Regions from separate parts of the Homo sapiens genome. Here region 1 is linked to region 2. Evidence: read pairs that join two places in POLR2A ChIA-PET (ENCODE). Cell type or tissue: IMR-90. All regions are shown on one strand. Each heading gives the region's core, and the rest is flanking DNA. Links, peaks and the distances in the headings are about the cores only. Region 1 holds the start of LOC107987190 (a long non-coding RNA gene). Region 2 has its middle 500 kb from the start of LINC00355.

Region 1 (11,411 bases), core at 2,036-10,035, 74 kb before region 2:
AAGGGATCCTTGAAGATATCGGAAATGCCTTTTTTTATTTCTGTCATTCTCCCGTTGTGTTGGTTATCTCTTCTGTACATACTAATCTCTTTAGCTAATTGTCCTTTGGTCATATACTTGGTTTGTTTACCTGAAAATGCTTTTTTATTCTTTATATGGCCATGCTAAAAATTTTCGAAATCTTTGTTTTGTAATTAGAAATTGCATCTTTAAGTCATTTCTTACGTCCTGCATTTTACTATATGTAGTTAAAAGTAGCTCCACAGCTGCTTTGATATTTTGCTTGGAAATTTTTACCACCAGCTATCCTCATTCATCACTTTAAAATTCCACCATCCATAAAGCCCTAGAGCATGCACACAATTTAACCACATTCTTTGCCACTACATAACAAGGATGATCTTTACCTCAGTTTCCAATAAGATATTTCTTTTTTACTCTGAGACCTCACCAAAATGACCTTTATTGTCCATATTTCTGCCAACATTTTGGTCACAACATTTAAATAATCTATAAGAATTTCCAGACTTTCCCTACAGCTAGGCTCTTCTAAGCCCTCACCAAAATTGCCCTTATTACTCAGTGTTCAGAGTGTTAGGGTTTTTCTAGCCTACTCTGCCAAATTCTTCCATCCTCTATTCATTAGCCAGTTCCAAAGCCACTTTCACATTTTCAAGTATCTCTTATAGCAACAGTCCCATTTCTTGGTCCCAATTTTCTGTCTTAGTCCACTTTGTGTTGCAATAATAGAATACACAGACTGGGTAATTTATAAAGAAAATAAATTTATTTCTCATGCTTCTGGAGGCTGGAAAGTCCAAAATTAAGGTGTGTCAGTACCTGGTGATGGTCTTCTTGCTGCATCATCTAATGGTGGAAGGCAGAAGGCCAAGAAAGCCTAAGAAAGCAACAAGAGAGAACTAAACTTGCTTTTTACAGCAACTCATTCTTGTGATAAAAACACACTTCCATGATGACAACATTTAATCCACTCATGAAGAGAGTACCTTCATGGCCTAATCACCTCTTAATTAGTCCACCTTTAATACTATCACAATGACAATTACATTTCAACTGAGTTTTGAAGGGGACATTTCAATCATAGCAAAGCAGCAGTAATAAAATTTCACCCATTCATTCTCACTCAGTAAAATTTTTTGAAGGAGAAAATGAGAAATGCATATTTTACCATTGTCTTTCATGTTGAAGTAATCAATAAAAATTTTCTGAAGTACTTCAATACCTAAATATCTGTAGGTTCTTTAGTTTATCTCTACTGGCAATTAATCTTAGGTTTAACCCCAAATCTAAAATCCCACCTAAAATTATGCATTTTCATGAACCTCAAAAATACTGAATACTAGATTGCTGGATAAGCAGTCTGAAAATCCTATTCAATAACTTTTTAATCTGAATATTGAAAGCAAATTGCTAATTATTATAACTCCAATACTCATTGTTTAAACTTTTAGAACATAAACCAAGTAATCTGTAGTATATCTTTAAAGGACTCCTGGCTTACAAATTCATCTCTGTATCTTGTCATGCATTTAGTACTTCTGACATATTTACTAGTCATTTTCCTAAATTTGCCAGTTTTCATGATACTTTTGCTTTGCAAATGCCATTTCTACTCTGGGAAGCTTCTTTACTTCCTGCTCTGTCTAATCAAATTTACTTATCCTTAAAAATCTCAGCTTAAATGGCATTTTTCTATAAAAACTTTCTACATAGTTGTTCTCAGTCTCCCAACCCTAATGGAGGTACTCATTTATTCTTCTAAGTTTGGTAAGCTCTTTTTTGGTAAAGTGATACTTATCACATCAATCTAAGATTTTCTCTTTTTTCTCTTATTATCTTCCTTACCATATTCATCAGCAACACTACTGCCTTATAGTTCTTATATCTATTCATCATGCACTGAGCCAAGAGCAAGATGAAAACACATAAAGCTCTATTTTTTTGCAGTCTTCTCTGAATCTTCCCTTCATCTTTTTTATGAAATGAACGTTATTTTTAGGATAGTTTTATCCTTACATAAAAATAAACAGAAAGTATAGAGTTCCCACGTATGCCCTGTCTCTCCACATACAGGTTGATCTATTATTTGCATCTTCTGTTAGTGTGGTATACTTGATATAATTGATGAACCAATATTGATATATTATTATTAACTAAAGTTAATAAAGTTCATCATTTAGGGTTCATTGTTTGTGTTATACATTCTACGGGTTTTGACAAATATGTAATGACTTCTCAATTATCACGGTGTCATACAAAAACATTTACTGCCCTACACATCTCCTGTACTCCTTCTTTTTTGTCTCTACTCAAACCCCCATACCCTCACCAACCACTGATCTTTTCTCTGTCTCTATGGTTTTACCTTTTTCAAAGTGTCATATAGTTGGAATCATACAGTATGTGTTTGTTTATTCATTCATCTCTTGCACTATATCTTGGTCATTTCCATGTTTTGGCAATTATAAATAGAGCTAGTATAAATATTTTTGTGCATATATAAGTTGTCAACTCATTTGGATAAATATCAAGGAATGCAATTGCTGGATTGTATGGCAAGAGTATGTTTACTTTTGTAAATAACTAAGAAATCATCTTCCACAGTGGCTGTACCATTTTACACTCCCACCAGCGACGAAAGACAGTTCCTGTTACTCCCCATCCCAGTCAGCATTTAGCATTGTCATTATTGAAAATTTTGGCCATTCTAACAGATATGTAGCGATATCTTACTGTTGCTTTAATTTGCAAATCTCTAATGACCTGACATATGATGTTGATGATCTTATATGCTCATTTTCCATCTGTATATCTTCTTTGATGAAGTATCAGTGAGATTTATTGCAAATTTTTAGCTATTTTTTATTGAGTTCCATGAGTTCTTTATATATTTTAGATACCAGTCCTTTATCACATCTATTTTGCAAAAATTTTCTCTGACACTGAGATCTCTCTTTCCATTCTTTGACAAGTATTATTTGCATATGACAAGTTTTAATTTTAATGAAGTTCACATTTTCAGATTTTTTCATGGGTTATGCTTTTGTTTTTATGTGTGAAAAGTGATTGCCAAACCAAGGTATCTAAATTTTCTCCTATGTTGTTTTCTAGGAGTTTTATGTTTTTATATTTTATGTTTATATCTTTGACCCATTTCAATAAATTTTTGTGAAGGTATAATTTCTGTGTCTATATTCATTTGAAATCATAATTTTGTTATTTATATTATTGGTATTTTAGGTATAGTTAAGATAGCAATAAGAAAATGTATACAATTATCAGCTGAAGTGTCATTCGCAAACCCTAAGTGATAGAATTGGACTTGTACTCAAGTCTTCCTGGTTTCAAAGACAAAGATATTAATTATCATGCAATATATTTGATTCAAAGCTCAGTAATCTTTGCAAAGCATAATATCTAGCATACTCTCTGGCACATAGCAGGGCCTTAATAAATCTTTGGTCAAAGAATGATTAATAAAGTAACAAAAGAGATAAAGTTTGTGTGACATAATCAAATACCAGAAAAATCAAATCTGGTATTTTGTTGTTATTGTATTCACTTTTGAGTAAGCTCAATTTTTTAGTGGATGCTTTATTAAATAACATAGATGTAGCTTATTGTCCATAAATTCAAAATAATTAAAATATATGTAGAAGCAGTTTAAAACTTAGATAAATAGATGATAAATTATGACAGATCAATAGAAAGCCATGGTGAGATTTGGATTAAACACATCTTATACATTTTTTTTTTTTTTAACAAACACTAAGTACTGACTATTACTGACATTTAGGAAGACAGAAGAAATTTTTTAAAGTGTTTTAAGTACACATTAACCTTCAAATGGAAGATACTTGGCAAAAATAATCAATTTTATAGCCTTAAACTAATGTTCTTATAATGATAATTTTACTCAAACAATAATTGCGTTTTTTAGATGGGTTAACACTTAGCTCATTTGCATTCAGATTTAGGGATCTACAAAATTACTAGGTAATAGCTACAAAAGGAGAAGATGTTTGTCATAAAATTGTATGCTTTCCATGGAAAGTTACTGAAATCGGTAGATGTTCTTTTCAGCTAATTAATTTTTGGAAGCTTCATCCTCATTAATCATCTGACAGGCTCAAATAACAATACATGCCCTTCTGATCATGAAATTCAGTATTATATCTTTAAAATGCCTTTTTACAGAATTTTTATGACTGCCAATTTGTGCAGAGTCAAGCAGCATTATTGTTTATAGACTAGAGAAGCACACTTGAGTTTTTTAATAAACTTTTGTATCATGCATTCTTTTTTACATGTTTAATGACACTTAACATTATTCTTAAAGTACTAATATCTTTAAGTTATCACAGTTACACTATGAGGGAAAAGATATCAAAAATGTTAATATTTTTTCTAATACTTTGTGAGAGAAAAGACATCAAAAATGATAATATTGGCAGAGTGTGATGGCTCACGCCTGTAATCCCAGCACCCTGTAACCCCAGGTGGATCACCTGAGGTTGGGAGTTCAAGACTAGCCTGACCAACGTGGAGAAACCCCATCTCTACTAAAAATACAAAATTAGCCGGGCATGGTGGTGCATGCCTGTAATCCCAGCTATTTGGGAGTCTGAGGAAGGAGAATCACTTGAACCTGGGAGGCGGAGGTTGCGGTGAGCTGAGATTGCTCCGTTGCACTCCAGCCTGGGCAACAAGAGCAAAACTCCGTCTCAAAAAAAAAAAAAAGTTAGTATGTTTTCTAATACTTTGTGAGAGAAAAGACATAAAAAAAGTTAGTATTTTTTCTAATACTTTGTAATTCATATTTTTTTCATAGAAAAATAGCCACCTTTTAGGTTTCTTTAAAAATGCAAATTTTCCTTATTTTCTACTGTCATAATTGACCCAACAACTAGGCAATTAGGCAAACTGGATAGCTGTCTCTGATTATAATTGAGAGGTACAAGACACTTTTCTCAAGGACATCTGCCTTGAAATTATCTAGCTTATTGTTTCTACCACTCTAAAAACTTTCTATAGGATTCAGTTACGTCACTGAGGGAAGACAAGTCTTTCCCACAATTTTCAATCTTCCTTCAAAGTCCTGGTCTCCAGAGTTATGGACATTTATATGTTATGAAATAGAGTATGTTTGCTTTTGTATCTCCCAGAAGTATTTGTTCCTCACATGCTATAGGTGTTAGGCTTGCAGCCATTGGCTTCCTTAATCTTAAAACTATTTGCTTTCACTCAAAAGATATACATCTTTTTCTTATCTCTTTTGACCACGTAATTTCAAGGAGAAGGGTCCTGAATTGATGGAAAAGGTAACTGAATAGCCAAGAAACTTCCAGAGCAATTTAATGAGTTATCTTCCTATGTAATTATATTCCAAAAGGGATTAATCTCATGTTTTAAATTTGAAAACCCCTATCATATCTTCCCCTAGAGACACTTAGTAACATTTCTAAATCATAGGAACCAAGAATCTTTCCCATGTTTTCAAGAGGAGAATTTGTTTATACTGTGGTGTGTTCATCTTTCTTTCTTAGGAGGAGTGAGGGTACAAGGGTTCCTCTCCTGAATAAACACCTAGACCCTATTTTGGGGCTCTCACAGTACAGTCATAAGTAGGTATAGCAAGACATCTGGCTCTCATTAGATTACCCTAGGGCAAATGGAAATGACTTAGTTAGTCCTGTAGTAAGAAATATTTTGTCTACTTTTAGAATAATACTAGTAAACATAGATATTAAAATCTTAGGCCATTACCTCTTTCGAATCATATTCCTCTAATACCTGGAAGTAAAGAAAGTATCATCATTTTCCATAAATATCTCTGATTCTTACATGTTTCTTTCCAGTTCTTCCTAGCACAGTCACCTTTATTCCTAGGTCTCTTTGCCTTCATCTGACACCCTCTTCCGGCATTTCTAATGAGGTCTCCTTATCAGGGGAAAAGAGGAAACTGAAACTTTTGTCTGCTGTGATTCAATTCTCAGTAATTTTTCATACCTAGTTCTCTCCTTCAACTTTGTCCCCTGACCCCCAAAGTCCTTAAAACTGTTGGAGCTTTTTTGGAGGCTCTCTCTACCGGGCAATGACCCACACATCTGTGCTGATCCACCTGACCCTGCACTGCAATGCCATTCTTTGAAAGGAAATGGATTGGAGGGGGTTGGCCCTTTTTATGGTTTTAGCCTCTTGTTAAAGCATGACAGTAAGTGATTAAATGCTTAACTCTTTTCTTCATGACTAGTTGCTTCAATTAGATTCTTAACACTGACGGCCCATCTCCAGATGCATTTAAGCTTCTCTCAAAAGAAGTGGAATAGTATTTATGCTGTGAGCCCAAAATACCTGAGACAGGTCTCAATCAATTTAGAAAGTTTGTTTTGCCAACGCGAAGGATGCACCCATGACACAGCCCCAAGAGGTCCTGAGGACATATGCTCGCTTTGTCAGGGTACAGCTTGCTTTCATACATTTTAGGGAGACATGAGATATCAGTCAATACTTGTAAGATATACATTAGTTCAGTCTGGTAAGGTGGGAAATCTGGAAGAGGGAAGGGGGCAGGGGGAATTCTAGGTCATAGGTAGATAAAAGATAAAGTTTGCATTATTTTGAGTATTTGATCAATACACAATTTAGTGTGGCTCAGTGAATCTGCATTTTGGCATACACAATAGGATGGAGGAAGAAATCAGACATGCGTTTGTCTCAGGTGAGCCTAGGGATGATTTTCTGTCTGCAGCACCTGTGAAGATAAGCTATCAGTTTGCATTGCCAGGGTGAAATTCAACAGAATTGTTTTAGGATAAAGATCTAGAGGCCTACAAGGAATTTCCCTGTGGGCAAATTGTGAGGGTGGTATGTAGCTCTTTTCTCTTTGTAGCTATCTTATTTAGGAATAAAATGGGAGGCAGGTTTTGCCTGACCTGGCTCCCAGCTCGACTTTTCCCTTGGCTTACTGACATTGAGATCCTGAGATTTATTTTTCTTTCACAATGCCAAACATATATGTTTCTGTCATTCATCACATAAACACAGATACGTTTACTTATTAAAGATTTTGTATAACTCCATTTATTTGAAAAGAAGTAAGTATTTTGATCTCTCTTTCCTCTAAAGGTCAAATGGAATCAGCAAATTCATTAAGAAAAATGAGATTTCAAAGCTGAAACCACCATTGCAAAATTATAATTGAAACAGTAAAAGAGGTGTGACCTAATCAACGCCATCTTGCTTCTAACCTCCAAGCTGCCCTTGTTCATTCCCGGGCGTAGGCTGAATTAACTTTGAGAGGAGCTTAGTTTATAGTTTAGCTCTGAAAAAAGATGATAATAGCCCTTTCCTGAAAAACCCCTTCTTTCCTGGGGACCAGTCTGCCTTTGTAGGACTAACAGATTAGCTAGAGATTAGAAATTACAGTTTAGGGGCCACGAAGGTTCCAGCTGCAAGTTTCTGAACTTCCCCACATTGCTACTGGGAATAACGTTGCTTTTGTAAAACCTGGGATCAGTGCCTGAGATATTTTGCAGACCCTGAGTTCCAATGTACCAGCTGACACCACCCAGACCAGTAATATGTACAAACCTGTTCTGTAATCCCACCAAAGGAACAGAAGAGAGCAAGAAATGCTCGCTTAGACCCCCTGTGATTTCATCTCCGACCCAGCCAATCAGCACTCGCCACTTACCAAGCCCCTCCCCAGTCAATTATCCTTAAAAATTCTGATCCTCGAATACTCAGGGAAATTGATTTGAGTACTAATGAAACTCCTATACAGCCGGCTCTGAGTGAATTAGTCTTTCTTCACTGCAATTCCTCTGTCTTGATAAGTCAGCTCTGACTAGGCAGCAGCAAGGTGAACCCGCTGGGTGGTTACAAAGCCACATAAAGCCATTTACAATTTACAGTATTTTGGTATCTTACTATGCCAAAACAGACTGTCTTTAGACTATCTGCAGAGACCATTAATGTTATATCAGAGAAATGTGATGCTTTACATTTATAAATTAACATGTTTGTGATAGGAAAATGACAAAATGCAGAAAACCGTAATGGAGCTAAAATCATTCAGATATAAATTCCATCTCTTTGTTATGTGCGTGTGTCTATGCATATGTAATTATGCAATGTTTTATACAAGGCGTGATTTGGATCAGAGTGATATAGTTTTGCATACCATGTTACTTAATTTTGTCATCAAACGTTTATGAAATGCATTCAATATGCCATTTCAACATATCATAAAAAATTATTTAGAACCACAATTTTTAAACTGAAAGGTATTATCTCACCAGAAAGATTCAACCTAATATGTTTAAAAATTCCATTGTAGAAATAGACTCAACTTTCTCCACATTACAAAAGTGTTAAATAATTATATTTGAAGATAAATCTCTACATATTTAACCAAAATAGATTTCAACAGATGAAAATGTTTTAACAAATAATATAAACATATTTAATATTTTGATACATAATCAACAACTATCCTTACAAATACTTGCACCAATTCATGCTTACAATGAAGGCACAAAAATAATCAAAAATTATTGCCAAAATATTTTTTACCTTACCCAATTTTATATATGAGAATGTTCATTTCACTGTTTTTATCTCATTTTTATGAGAAATAAATAATTTTTTCATTTTTTTATGTGAGATATATTTTATTCGCACAATAATCTATGTCCTATTAATGGAACTTCTGGATTTATAAGAGTTACCTATGTGGGTCCATTTTTTCACAATTTTTTTTTTTACTACTTGTTAAATCTACATTTTTCTCCCAGACAGTCCTCACTTTATGGCACCAGGGAGCTATATGTGGTTGAATGCCAACATGTCCTCTGGAATATTAAAAGACACTTCAACCTCAAAATGACCAAAACTCAGTTGATTTTCTTTACTATAATTTTGAGCAAAACTCTGAATTTTATATTTTGAAGATTGTTGTATATTCATCTACCCATGGGGGGAACCTGATTATTGCCTTTAACTTCTTTATCTTCTTTACAATTTCTGTTATTTGTAACTCTCCTTTGCTTATCCTTGTCTTTCCACCTTCATGACCACTGTCTTAAACTATTCTCTTATAATTTCTTGTTGGATAACTTTGTGTAGCATAATGTCTGCAAAAACTATAGTAGACATTTAATAAAAATGTGTTAATTTCATTAAATAAACAATTAAAATCTTCCTCATCTGGTCCCTTGTTTAATAAAATAAAAGGGATGGGCCATGTCAAAACTCTGTTTACAAAATGCACTATTTTTTTCAATGATATTTGGATATGAACCAATTTTTTAGCAAAGCTTATATCGCTTGTTGTTTCGCCACTCTTTACCCTCCAGCCTTATTCTTGTACACTTTGCCTCATGCATAATATACCTTCAGTCCATCTGAGATTTTGTCATGTTTCTCTAGCCTGACTTTCCATCTGTTACTCTCAAGCAAATGCTAACCTGCCTGCTAAATGCTGCTGAGTGGAACACTAGACCCTCAAAGACACTGAATCTACTAAGTAACATCATCCCCAAAAGGATTGTTGGAAACCAGATGAAGTTCTCGAGGGGTATGCATTTCTGAATACATCTTCTGAAATTAGAGCATTCTTAGGTAATAAGACAAGTTAATATGTATATGATGAAAATTCATGAAGGAAACAGTGTTAAAAAATACATTATGATATGGAGAAATAAAGGATAAAAGTTAATCTGTTTTATGTTCACTCCCACATGGAACAGAAGCACAGATCTTGCAGAGGTCTATGTCCTCAGCTGTAGTCCTCCCTGTAATCTCCACCAGATTTGAGATCTGTCTCCCCTGTCCCCAACACACATATAAAATGTAAATAAAACTTTATGTTGACTCAGTTACTCTATACAGAGAGTGAGTCATTGTGCTGGGTTATTCTGTCTGAAAACAAACACTTCCTCTTTGAAATGATAGCTACTTTAAAAGCCATAAACGTTGTTGACATTAATTAAAATTGATTTTCTATGTAACTGATAAACGGTGTTACAGAAACTGAGGTATGAACATAGTGCCAGAGATACACAAAAGAAGAAACAATGTTAGGAGTATAATTTAAATGTGTCTAGTCCATTCAACTCGAATATTTCTATTCTAACATTTCACCAGCCTTCGTTAAAGTTTATGAAATACTTTTTAAAGAGCTAATATTTGCCAGGCACTAAGATGGGCTCTAGGAACAAAAATTCCAATAAAACATAACACATGCCCTCAAAGACATTTTGTAGAGGAAAAGATAGGCAAATAAATATTTAATAAATATGAAGAACTCCAAGATAATTGGAAGATGTTAAAACACTAGGAGAACAAAAGTAATATGATTCAGAAAAAAGCATACTGATGGATATGATATTTAAGTTGAGTTTTTTAAATGAATTGGAAAATAGAAGTGGCTGGATGAAGAAGGGGGGAAGAGTCATCCAGGAGGAAATAAAATGTGTAAAGACACTAAAATGAAAATGATGACTGGAGTCTAAATCACATCATCATTGTCTTAGTGATGTGGTCACAGAATATCTGAGACTTGAGTAATTTATAACAAACAGAAATGTATTGGTTCACAGTTCTGAGGGTGAGAAATCAAAGGTCAAGGTGTCAGCAAGTTTGGTTTCTGGAGGAAGGTTGGATGCTCACATGGCAGAAGACAGAAGAACCAAGCAGCAAAACGGATCTGAGATTGCTCTTTCGCAATAGCATTAATCCCACTCATAATGGCAGTGCTTTCATGGCCCTATTACCTCTGAAAGTTCCCTCATCGTAATATTGTTACAACAGCAATTAACTTCCAACATGAGTTTTGGAGGGGACAAACCTTCAAAACATAGCAATCATGTACTATATGTGTACTACGCTGTTAAAGTTGAAGGAAGTCCTTAAAGGTTTATATGCAGAAAGGTCATGATCCAATTTGTGTGGAAGAAGACAAGGGTGATAGAATAGACTTAAAAATTGGCAAATTTTCAGGAGTTCGAGAGCAACCTGTCCAGCATGGCGAAACCCTGTCTCTACTAAAAATACAAAAAAATAGCCTGGCGTGGTGGCAGGCACCTGGAATCCCAGATACTTGGGAGGCTGAGGCAGGAGAATCGCTTGAACCTGGGAGGCTGAGGTTGCAGTGAGCGGAGATTGTGCCATTGTACTTAAGCCTGGGTGAAAAGGTGAAACTCCATCAAAAAAAAAAAAAGAAAAATTCGCAAATTTAAATCCTAAAAACAACTAGGAAATCGTAAATTAGGGAGAAACTGAAATAAGGTAGTGACAAGAGAATGGAAAGGAAAGCAGATAATAAGCATTATTCAGGAGATCCTCTGCAGGACCTTAACAGTACGCATTAATGTGATTTGTGCTCA
Region 2 (11,411 bases), core at 2,510-10,509:
AGCCAATTTTCCCAGCACCATTTGGTTAATTGGAGATCCTTTCCCCATTGTTTGATTTTGTCAGGTTTGTCGAAGATCAGACAGTTGTAGATGTGTGGTGTTATTTCTGAGGTCTCTTCTGTTCCATTGGTCTATATGTCTGTTTTGGTATGAGTACCATGCTATTTTAGTTAATGTAGCCTTCTAATAGTTTGAAATCAGGTAGTTTGATGTCTCCAGCTTTGTTCTTTTTTCTTAGGCTTGTCTTGACTATATGGGGTCTTCTTTGATTCCATATGAAATTTAAAGTAGTTTTTTTTCTAATTCTGTGAACAATGTGAACTGCAGTTTGATGGGAATAGCACTGAATCTATAAATTACTTTGAGCAGTACGGCCATTTTCACGATATTGATTCTTCCTATCCATGAGAATGGAATGTTTTTCCATTTGTTTGTGTCCTCTCTTATTTCCTTGAGCAATGGTTTGTAGTTCTCCTTGAAGAGGTCCTTCACATCCTTTGTTAGCTGTATTCGTAAGTATTTTATTCTTTTTGTAGAGATTATAAATGGGAGTTCATTCATGATTTGGCTCTCTGCTTGTCTATTGTTCGCGTAAAGGAATACTTGTGATTTTTGCACATTGATTTTGTATCCAGAGAATTTGCTGAAGTTGCTTATCAGCTTAAGGAGTTTTTGGGCTGAGATGATCGGGTTTTCTAAAGATAAAATTATGTTATCTGCAAACAGAGGCAATTTTACTTCATCTCTTCCTAAACACCTTTTTTCTTTCTTTCTTTTCTTTTTTTTTTTTCTTTTTTGATACTGAATCTTGCTCTGTTGCCCAGGCTGGAGTACAGTGGCACGATCTCAGCTCACTTCATCTTCCGCCTCCCGGGTTCAAGTGATTCTCCTGCCTCAGCCTTCCAAGTACAGGCACCCACCACCATTCCCTGCTAATTTTTGTCTTTTTGGTAGAGATGGGGTTTCACCATGTTGGCCAGGCTGGCCAACTCCTGACCTCAGGTGATCCACCCACCTCTGCCTCCCATAGTGTTGGGATTATAGGCATGAGCCACAGCACCTGGCTAACACCTTTTATTTCTTTCTCTTGCCTAATTGCCCTGGCCAGAACTCCCAATACTATGTTGAATAGGAGTGGTGATAGACGGCATCCTTGCCTTGTGCCAGTTTTCAAAAGCAATGTTTCCAGTTATGCATAAATATTATAAAATAGTTGAATTATTTCAAGTGAACTGATTTCAGATAAAAAACTCAAAATATAATAAAAATTGGCAAACATGCAAAAGCTTTCTTACATTGCAATAATAAGAAATTAGAAAATGTAAAAAAAAAAAACAGCAGTATAATCCCTTTAACACTTACACCAGAACACAAAAATAGATGTGGAATAAAAATTAAGAGCACAAGCCATATAGGGATAAAATCATAAAAGTTTACTGAAAATAGTGATGTTTAGTAAAATATTTAAAAAAAAACTTTGGTGGCATTCTACAATAAATTTTGTCAAAGAGAGAGTTCTCAGAAAATAAAAACACAAATTCGGTGAAAAAAACACATTAGCCAATATAGAGTAATGAAGCTAGGAATTTCATAAAAGGTGTTAAAATATATTATAAATCTATAGAAATTATCATACTTTTGAGTATAAGATTGAGAGATATAAATATCACCCAATCTTAATACAAATTCTAGACACAATTATACATTATGATTTTATATTAAAGGAAAGACAGCATCTTGAAATGGGGAGAAGAGACAGAATTGACAATGATTGGTGTTCGGAGAAGTGGTTAATCACTTTTAACCAAAATAAATTTTAGACAGAAAATATAGACATAAGATACTAAATCGAATACAAGTAGAAGAAATTTCAGCTAATTATTTTATAACTTGGGCTCCAAATATATTTCTAAGCATGAAAATAAATATTGAATTAAAAAACTGATAGAATTTGAAAGAAAAATTTTAAAAATTATGTACAATAAAATAAAAATTAAAGACAAAGATTTTCAAGCAAAGATAAAGTCCTAATGATTTCTCGTTTCTGGTATAGCATGAAAGGAGACTAGAATTCTCCACTCTATCTTAACTAGTGAAAATATGAAGAAACTAAAAAATCTACTACCCCTTCTTATATCTGTCAGAGAAGTGAGGCCACAGAGCAAACTACTGCCCCCGTAATTTGGAGACACAGAAGAGCAAATACACAAATCACAATTTATCACAGCAGAAACCCACTTACAAATACCTTCATGGGAACCAGTGCCAGGGTAGGAAGACCTAACTTGAATCCATACATTGCTAGAAACTCAGTGTAAACAAGTCTGAGAGTTAAACTCCAGGGAAACCTAGTCATAGGGATGTCCTCATGCTTTTGTGAGTTTTACCTCTAGAAGCTTGACTGCATTCTCAACAGTGAATATCAGAGAAAAATAGCCTGAAGCTTGTGACAGAGGCAGGGGGAAAGTAACTATTTTGAAATAAGACACAGCATTCTGCTCTTCTTAACAAAGTCTACCCTGAAGAAAAACTACTTTACCAGAACCTAAACCATAAGAAAATTTTCAGAGCCTAACAATACTGGGAATAGAGGAATACCCAACTCCAACCCAATCTAGAAATCCTGTCCCAACCAAGGGCAGAGTGGAGCTGAGAAGTGCTTATGAAGTTCACTGACCAAAGGGACAGGTTTACTAACAGATGAAGACCTAATCATTGTGCTAAAGAACACGTCCTCACATCCCACGCTTTAACACCACATTACTAAAAGCCTATTTATTCTAATTCTTTGTACTTACTATCATTTCCTAGTATCAAGAAACAATTATGAGGCATACTAAAAGACAAAATATACAGTTTGAAGAGGAAAACTAAGCATCAGGTCCCAACTCAGATATGCAGAGATGTTGGACATATCAGACTAGAAATTAAAACAATTATGATTAATATCCTGAGGGCTCTACTGGATAAAGTAGAGAACATGAAAAAAACACATAGGCAGTATAAGTAGACAGATGGAAATGTTAAGACAAAATTTTAAAAAATGTCAGAGATTGAAAATACTGTAATAGAAATAAAGAATACCTTTGATGAGTTTATTAGTAGACTACACATGGCTGAAGAAAGAATCTCTGAACTTGAGGATATCTTAATTAAAGAAAAGACTCCAAAACTGAAAGCAAAAGGAACAAAGGCTGAAAAAAATTATAAAAGAAAAATTAAGAACTGTGGGACAACAACAAAAGGTGTACATATGCAAAATGGAAATACCGAAAAGAGAAGAAACGAGAAAATAAACAGAAGAAATATTTGAATAAATAATAATCAAGAAGTCCCCTGAATTAATGACAGATGTCAAACTACAGGTCTATGAAGCTCAGAGACTACCAAGCAGGATAAATGCCAAACTAACAACAACAACAACAAAAAAATACCTAGGCATATCAAACTCCTTAAAATCAAAGATAAAGAAAAAACCCTGAAATATACTAGAGGACATAAACAAAAACAAACCCCTTATCTATAGGAGAGCAAAGATAGGAGTTCTTATATTTGATTTCTCCTCAGAAACCACGTGAGCAAGAAGAGAGTGAAGTGATATGTTCAAAATTTGAGAGAAAAATCCACCGACATATAATGTGTTACTCTGAGAAATTGTTTTTCAAAAATGAAATAGAAATGATGTCTTTCTTATACAAATAAAAATTGAGGAATTTTTTTTCCAGTCGCCCATCTTGAAATAAATGTTAGAAGTTTCTTAGAGAAAAGAAAAATGATATAGAGTCAGAAATTTTGATCTATATAAAGAAAGATTATTTTTCTTATTGTTAATTGACTATTAGGGTTAATAATTATCATTATTTTTATCCTGATTTACCTAATGGATAACAGTTTGTTCAAAATAATAAAAGCAAAAATGTATTCAATCACAGATGTGTGTGTATGTGTGTGTGCATGTATATGTGCATATATGAGAAGTGAATGACAGCAATGATACAGGGTTGGGGTGAAAAAATTAGGATTATTTTCTTATTATAAAGTGCTCACAGTACCTGTAAACTCGTATTTTTTTTTTTTTTTTTTTTTGGAAAGTGGGCTAGGATTCGTTGTAAATGTACATTGCAAACTCTAAGACAAATTCTATTTTTCTAGGTATATAATTGATAGACTAAGAAAAGAGAAAATTTTGTCATTTAAAATGCTCAATTGAAATAAAAAAAAGAAAAATTGTGGAGAAAAAATGAAACAAGAAATAAGTGCAACAAATAGAAAATAATTTACAAATATATTGGATATTAAACAACAATCACCTCAAATGTCATGGCCAAAATACACCAATTAAAAACAGTGATTACCAGAATCTATAATTATAAGAAAACTGTATTTTGTCAACAGAAAACCCACTTAAAGACATATAAATAAAAAATAAGGGTATAGGGAAAAATATACCATGATAACACTAATCAAAAGAAAGTGAACATAATTATATTAATTTCAGACAAGAAGACATCAGAATAAGAAAAGTTATGAGAGATAAAGTCACCAAATAATGATAAGTCAATTATCAAAGAGGACAAAGCCACACCCAACTACAGAGAATCATAATATGTAAAGCAAAAACTGACAGAGTTGCAGGGAGATATAGATTAACCCAGTAGTATACATGGAGACTTCAACACCTCTCTCAAAAATGGATGGATCCAGTAGGCAGAAAATTACTAAGAACGTGGTCCAACTCAAGACATCATCAATCAGTTGGATATAATTGACATCTACAGACTATTTTATCAAACCACAGCAAATTATGTATTCTTTTCAAGCTCATATAGAAAATTTACCATATAGGCCACATTATGGGCCCTAACATATACCTAAACAAAAAAATTAAAATTATACAATGTCTGCTCACATAACACAATAGAATTAAACTAGAAAGCAACAACAGAAAGACAAATGGAAAATCCCAAAATATATAGAAATTAACCATATACTTCAAAGAAGAAATCTCAAAAGAAGTAAAAATATTTTGAACTAAATGGAAATGAAAACACTACTTATCAAAATTTGCAGGATGCAGTGAAAGCAGTGCTTACAGGAAAATTCTGGCATTGAGAATATATAATAGAAAAAAAAGAACAACTTAAAATCAATCATCTAATTTTCCACCTTAAAAAAAAAACTAGGGGCCAGGCGCGGTGGCTCATGCCTGTGATCCCAGCACTTTGGGAGGCCGAGGCAGGTGGATCATGAGGTCAGGAGATCGAGACCATCCTGGTTAACACGGTGAAACCCTGCCTCTATTAAAAATACAAAAAAATTAACCAGGTGTGGTGGCGGGCGCCTGTAGTCCCAGCTACTTGGGAGTCTGAGGCGGGAGAATGGCGTGAACCCGGGGAGGCGGAGCTTGCCGTGAGCCGAGATCGTGCCACTGCACTTCAGCCTGGGCCACAGGCGAGACTCCGTCTCAACAACAACAACAACAACAACAACAACAAAAAAAAAAAAAAAAAAAAAAAAAAAAACCTGGAAAGAAGTGCAATTAAATCCAAAGTAAGCAGAAAAAAATAATAATAATAAAAAAAGAGCTTAGAAATCAATGAAAAGCAGTTTATTTGGAAAGACCAAAAAACCTGATAAGCCTCTAGGCTAATTAAGAAAAAGAGAGGACACAAATTGCTAGTATCATAAATTAGAGCAGAGATGATAGAGGATAGGAGACAGGGCTAACAGGCAGCTCCCACATGGACGGATGAAACAGCAAGTGGAGACTCACACCATGATCTTTTGCTCCAAGAACCACTGCAGGAACATACCAGAAACACCAAAAGAATTTGCAGATCCTTTGAAAAAAGCAGCACACGGCTGCAGATTCCACAAAACAGGCAAAAAAACTGAGTTCCCAAAGTATGAGAGGGAAAATACCTGCCTCTGAACACACATCCCTACTGAGAATCTGAAAATCCAGATCACAGGAGAAGGATTTAACCTTATCTAGAGATGAAATGAATTTAGGGAGTCACATAAAATTGAATAGTAAAAGTAGCAGTGGGGAATCCAGCTTGAGCCCAGAGAAGCTATCCCTCACTATGTATCACAGGGGCTCTTGGGGAAGTCAGCTAATGGAATTGAGGAGGGGTTGTGAGGATAAGGAAGCTTCCAACTGAAATTGGTAGTGGTTCAGACTGGGCACAAATTTTCTTGAGCAGAGTCAGGAGACAAATGAGAGCTGTTACAGATAAGAGTGCAGGCATGCAGGAGCCACCGATAGAGTGGGCAGACAGGGAGGGACATGGTCCAATAGCAGTGCTTGTATCCTCAGAGGGTTAGCTCATGGCCTGGGGCAAGGTCTGAGTGGGGTACTGAGTTCCCAAAGTATGGAGTGCAGGGGTGAGACTGGCCTCACCAACTGTGTGGGAGCTATATGAGGTCTCTTGCTACTGACTATCCCCCACTTTCCTGAACTATATGACACAGCAGAGGCAGCCAAGATCCTCTCTGGAACATAACCCCATTGACCTGGAAGCCATCCCCCCATCTGCTACAGAGGTGGCAGCAGGCCCTGCCCAAAGGAGAATCAGAGCCCAGACCCACCGAACACTGCCCCAAGCTTATGGTATTTTCCTATCTGTCCTGGTAGCTGAACACAAAACATAGAAACTCTCGAGAGCTATACAGCCCTGCCCATTGTTTGAGAAACCAAAATACTTACACTGGCCATCTTAGGGCAAGAGCAAGCTTAGATCCCCCTACTACTACTGTAACTGGTGCTCTTTTGAAAATGCCACCTCCTGACTTGAGACAAATCAACTTAGGCCATTACAGCAACTCATGACAGAATAAACCTGATTCCAGGAAGGAGATGTCAACACCTAATTCTACTGCCTGCAGCATTGTGGCTAACCAGAGAACCTGAGTGTGTCCATATGACAACTTCATTGCTAGCACAACCAGAATTGATGAAAGCCAGCACACTAGACATATCCAAGGACTTTCACAGTCTACTTCACTTCCCTGCCACCTCTACCAGAGTAGGTGTTGGTATCCATGGGTGAGAGACCTGAAAATGGATCACATCACAAGACTCATTGCAGACATCCCCGAGCACCAGCCCAGAGCTTGGGAGCCCAATAAGTAGCTAGACCAAGAAGAGCAATAAGAATCATTGCAGTTCAGCAATCAGGAGGCCCCAATCCAAGGGTAAGGTTGAGAGCATGACATCAAGGAATCACCCCCATGGGACAAGAGAATCTTGTCAGCATGACAAGCAGCAGCTGAAACAGCAGCCCTGAGTTTCAGACATCTCCACTGAAATACTGTACCCAAATGAGAAGGAACTAGTAATTCTAGTAATATGAAAAAACAGAGTTCTATAACATGCCCAAAAGATCATACCAACTCCCCAGCAATGGATCCAAACCAAGAAGAAATCTCTGCATGCCAGATAAAGAGTTCCAAAAATTGATTTTTAAGCTACTCAGGGAGGCACTAGAGAAAGGTGAAAACCAACTTAAAGAAATTTTTAAAAAGTACAGGATCTGGATGAAAAATTATTCAGAGTAATAGATATCATACAGAAAAAGCAATCACAACTGCTGGAAGTGAAAGACACACTTGGAGAAATAGAAAAATGCAGTGGAAAATTTCAATAATAGAGTAGAACAAGCAGAATAAAGAATTTTACAGCCTGAAGATAAGGCTCTCAGTTTAACCTAATCATACATATGAAGAAAAAATAATTGAAAAAATGAACAAAGCCTCTAAGACGTTTGTGATTATGTTAAACAGCTAAACTTAAGAACAATTCGTGTTCCTGAGGAAAAAGGTAAATCTAAATGTTTGGAAAACATATTTGAGGGAATAATTGAAGAAAACTTTCCTGCCTCACTACAGATCTAGACATCCAAATACAAGAATCTCAAAGAACACCTGGGAAATTCATTCCAAAAAGATTATCACCTAGGCACAGAGTCATCAGGTTATCAAAATTCAAAAAAAAGGAAAAAATCTTAACAGCTGTGAGAAAAAATCATCAGATGACCTATAAAGGAAAACTATCAGATTAACAGCAGACTTCTCAGCAGAAACCTTGCAAGCCAGAAGGGAATGGGGTCCCATCTTTAGCCTCCTGAAACAAAATAATTGTTAGCCAGGGATTTTGTATCCAGCAAAATTAAGTTTCATAAGTGAGGAAAAGATAAAGTCTCTTTCAGACAAACAAATGTTGAGAGAATTTGCCTCTACAAACTCAGCTGTACAAGAACTGCTAAAAGGAATTCTAAATCTTGAAACAAAACATGGAAATACACCAAAATAAAACCCCTTTAAAGTGTAAATCTCATAGGGCTTAGAAAGCATTAACACAACAGAAAAAAACAAAGGTGTTAAGGCAACAATTAACATGAGGAATAGCACAGTACCTCACATCTCAATTCTAACGTGAATGTAAATGGCCTAAAATCTCCACTTAAAAAATACAAAATGGCAGAATGGATACAAATCCACCAAACAAGTGGTGTCTTGGTGGATGGCTCATGTCTTCAAGAGACTCACCTAACACATGGACTCACATAAACTTAATGTAAAGAGGTGGAAAAAAGATATTCCACATAAATGAACAGCAGAAGCAAGCAGGAGTAGCTATTCTTATATCAGACAAAACAGACTTTAAAGCAACAACAGTGAAAAAAAAAGACAAAGAGGGACATTATATAATGAGAAAAGAATTGGTCCAACAGAAATATATCACAATCCTAAATATATATGCATCTAATACTGGAGCCCCAGAATTTGTAAAATGATTACTACCAGACCTAAGAAATGAGAAAGTCAGCAACACAATAATAGTGGGGACTTCAATACTCCACTGACAGCAATAGACAGGTCATCAAGACAAAAAGTCAACAAAAAACAATGAACTTAAATTATACCTTAGAACAAATGGACTTCATAGATATTTATAGAACATCCCACCCAACAACTGAAGACTATACATTCTTTTCTTCAGCACATGGAACATTCACCAAGATAGAGCATATAATAGGTCACAAAACAAGTCTCTATACGTTTAAGAAAATGGAAATTATATCAAGTATTCTCTCAGAACTCAGTGAAATAAAACTGGAAATTAACTCCAAAAGGAACCCTCAAAACTATACAAATACATAGAAATTAAATAATCTGCTCTTGAATGATCTTTGAGTCAACAATAAAATCAAGATAAAAATTTGAAAAGTCTTTGAGCTGAAAAATAATAGTGACACAGCTTATCAAAACCCCTGGGATGCAGCAAAAGCAGTGCTAAGAGGAAAGTTCATAGTATTAAATGCTTACATCAAAAAGTATAAGAGAGCACAAATAAACTACCTAAGGTCACACCTTACGGAACTAAAGAAACAGGAACAAACCAAACCCAAACTCAGCAGAAGAAAAGAAATAACAAAGCAGAAGTAAATGAAACTGGAACAAACAAAAACACAAAAGATAAATTAAATAAAGAGCCGGTTCTTTGAAAAGATAAGCAAAATCAATAGACCATTGGTGAGATTAACCAAGAAGAGAAAATTCAGATAAGCTCAAATAAAAATGAAACAGAATATATTACAATCGATACCAGAAATATAAAAAATCATTCAAGGCTACTATGAACACCTTTACATACACAAACTAGAATATCTAGAGGAGATAGATAAATTCCTAGAAATATACAACCCTCCCAGATTAAATCAGGAAGAAATAGAAACTCAGAACAGACTAATAACAAGTACCAAGCTTAAAACAGTACTAATAATAAAAAAAAATGTTAACAAAAAAACCCTCTAGGACCAGATGGATTTACAGCAGAATTCTATCAGACATTAAGGAAGAATTGGTACCAATCTTACTGAAACTATCCCAAAAGATAGAGAAAGAGGGAATCCTTTCTAAATCATTCTATGATCCCAGCTTCACCCTAACTCCAAAACCAGGAAAGGACATAAAGTAAAAAGAAAACTACAGATCAATTTCTTTGATAAACATAGATGAAAAATCCTCAAGAAAATACTAGCTAAATGGATTCCACAGCATATCAAAAAAATAATACACCATGATCAAGTGGGCTTCATACCAGGGATGCAGGGATGGTTTAACATATGCAAGTCAAATGTGATACATCACATAAACAATTAAATACAAAAACTATATGATCATCTCGATAGATATGGAAAAAGCATTTGACAAAATCCAGCATCTTTTTATGATTAAAACCCTCAGCCAAATCAGCATAGAAGGGACATGCTCAAGGTAATAAAAGTAATCTGTGACAAACCCACAACCAACTTAATACGGAACAGGGAAACATTGAAAGGATTTCTCCTGAGGACTGGAAAAACACAAAGATGCCTCCACTTTCACCACTTCTATTCAGCAAAGTACTGGAAGTCCTAGCCAGAGCAATAAGACAACAGAAAGAAATTAAAGGCATCCAAATAGATAAAGAGGAACTCAAATGGTTGCTGTTTGCCAAAGATATAATTGTAAACCTAGAAAATCCTACACATTCATCCAAAAAGCTCCTAGGTCTGATAAATCAATTCAGTAAAGTTTCAGGATACAAAATCAATGTACACAAATCAGTAGCACTGCTGTACAACAACAACAACCAAGTTGAGAAACAAATCAAGAACTCAATCCCTTTTACAACAGCTGCAAAATAATAGTAATAATAAAATACTTAGGAATATACCTAACCACGGAAGTGAAAGATCTATACAGAAAAAAAACACAAAAATACTGCTGAAAAAAATCATCCATGACACAAACAAATGGAAACACCTTCCATGATCATGAATGGGTAGAATCAATATTATGAAAATGATCATACTGCCAAAAGCATTCTACAGATTCAATGCAATTCCCATTAAAGTACCATCATCATTCTTCACAGAACTAGAAAAAATAATTCTGAAATTCTTATGGAATCAGAGAAGACCTTGCACAGCCAAAGCAACACTAAGCAAAAATAACAAATCAGGAGGCATCACATTACTTGACTTCAAACTATACTACAAGGCTATAGTTACCAAAATAGCATGGTAGTGTTATAAAAATAGGCACACAGACCAATGGAATAGAGAACCGAGAAATAAACCCAAATACTTACAGCCAACTGATCTTTGACAAACCAAACAAAAACATAAAGTGGGAAAAGGACACCCTATTCAACAAATGGTACTGGGATAACTAGCAAGCCATAGTAGAAGAATGAGACTGGATCCTCATCTCTCACCTTATACAAAAATTAACTCAAGATAGATGAAAGACTTAAATCTAAGGCCTGAAATCATGAGAATTCTGGAAGATAACAATGGAAAAAACTATTCTGGACATCAGCTTAGGCAAAAAGCTTATGACCAAGAACACCTCCCCCCTGG

Evidence for each region. Peaks named below come from ENCODE experiments on the same cell type or tissue, not always from the same donor. Only the 100,000 strongest peaks of a DNase experiment are listed, where the experiment ranks them.
Region 1: POLR2A ChIA-PET joins it to region 2 with 14 read pairs; 2 of 35 experiments call an interaction of 5 or more read pairs at or near these places.

The regions. Positions count from the first base shown.
Region 1 is chr13:64,638,696-64,650,106 of GRCh38, reverse strand. It overlaps LOC107987190 (a long non-coding RNA gene), which reads right to left and starts at 5,871. Exons shown (of 2, transcript XR_001750010.1): 1 at 5,788-5,871; 2 at 766-898. In IMR-90, for the core only: no CTCF peak of the experiment used is centred there; no DNase peak of the experiment used is centred there.
Region 2 is chr13:64,565,571-64,576,981 of GRCh38, reverse strand. No RefSeq gene overlaps it. Among named protein-coding and RNA genes, the nearest start is that of LINC00355, 500 kb to the right of the region's middle. In IMR-90, for the core only: no CTCF peak of the experiment used is centred there; no DNase peak of the experiment used is centred there.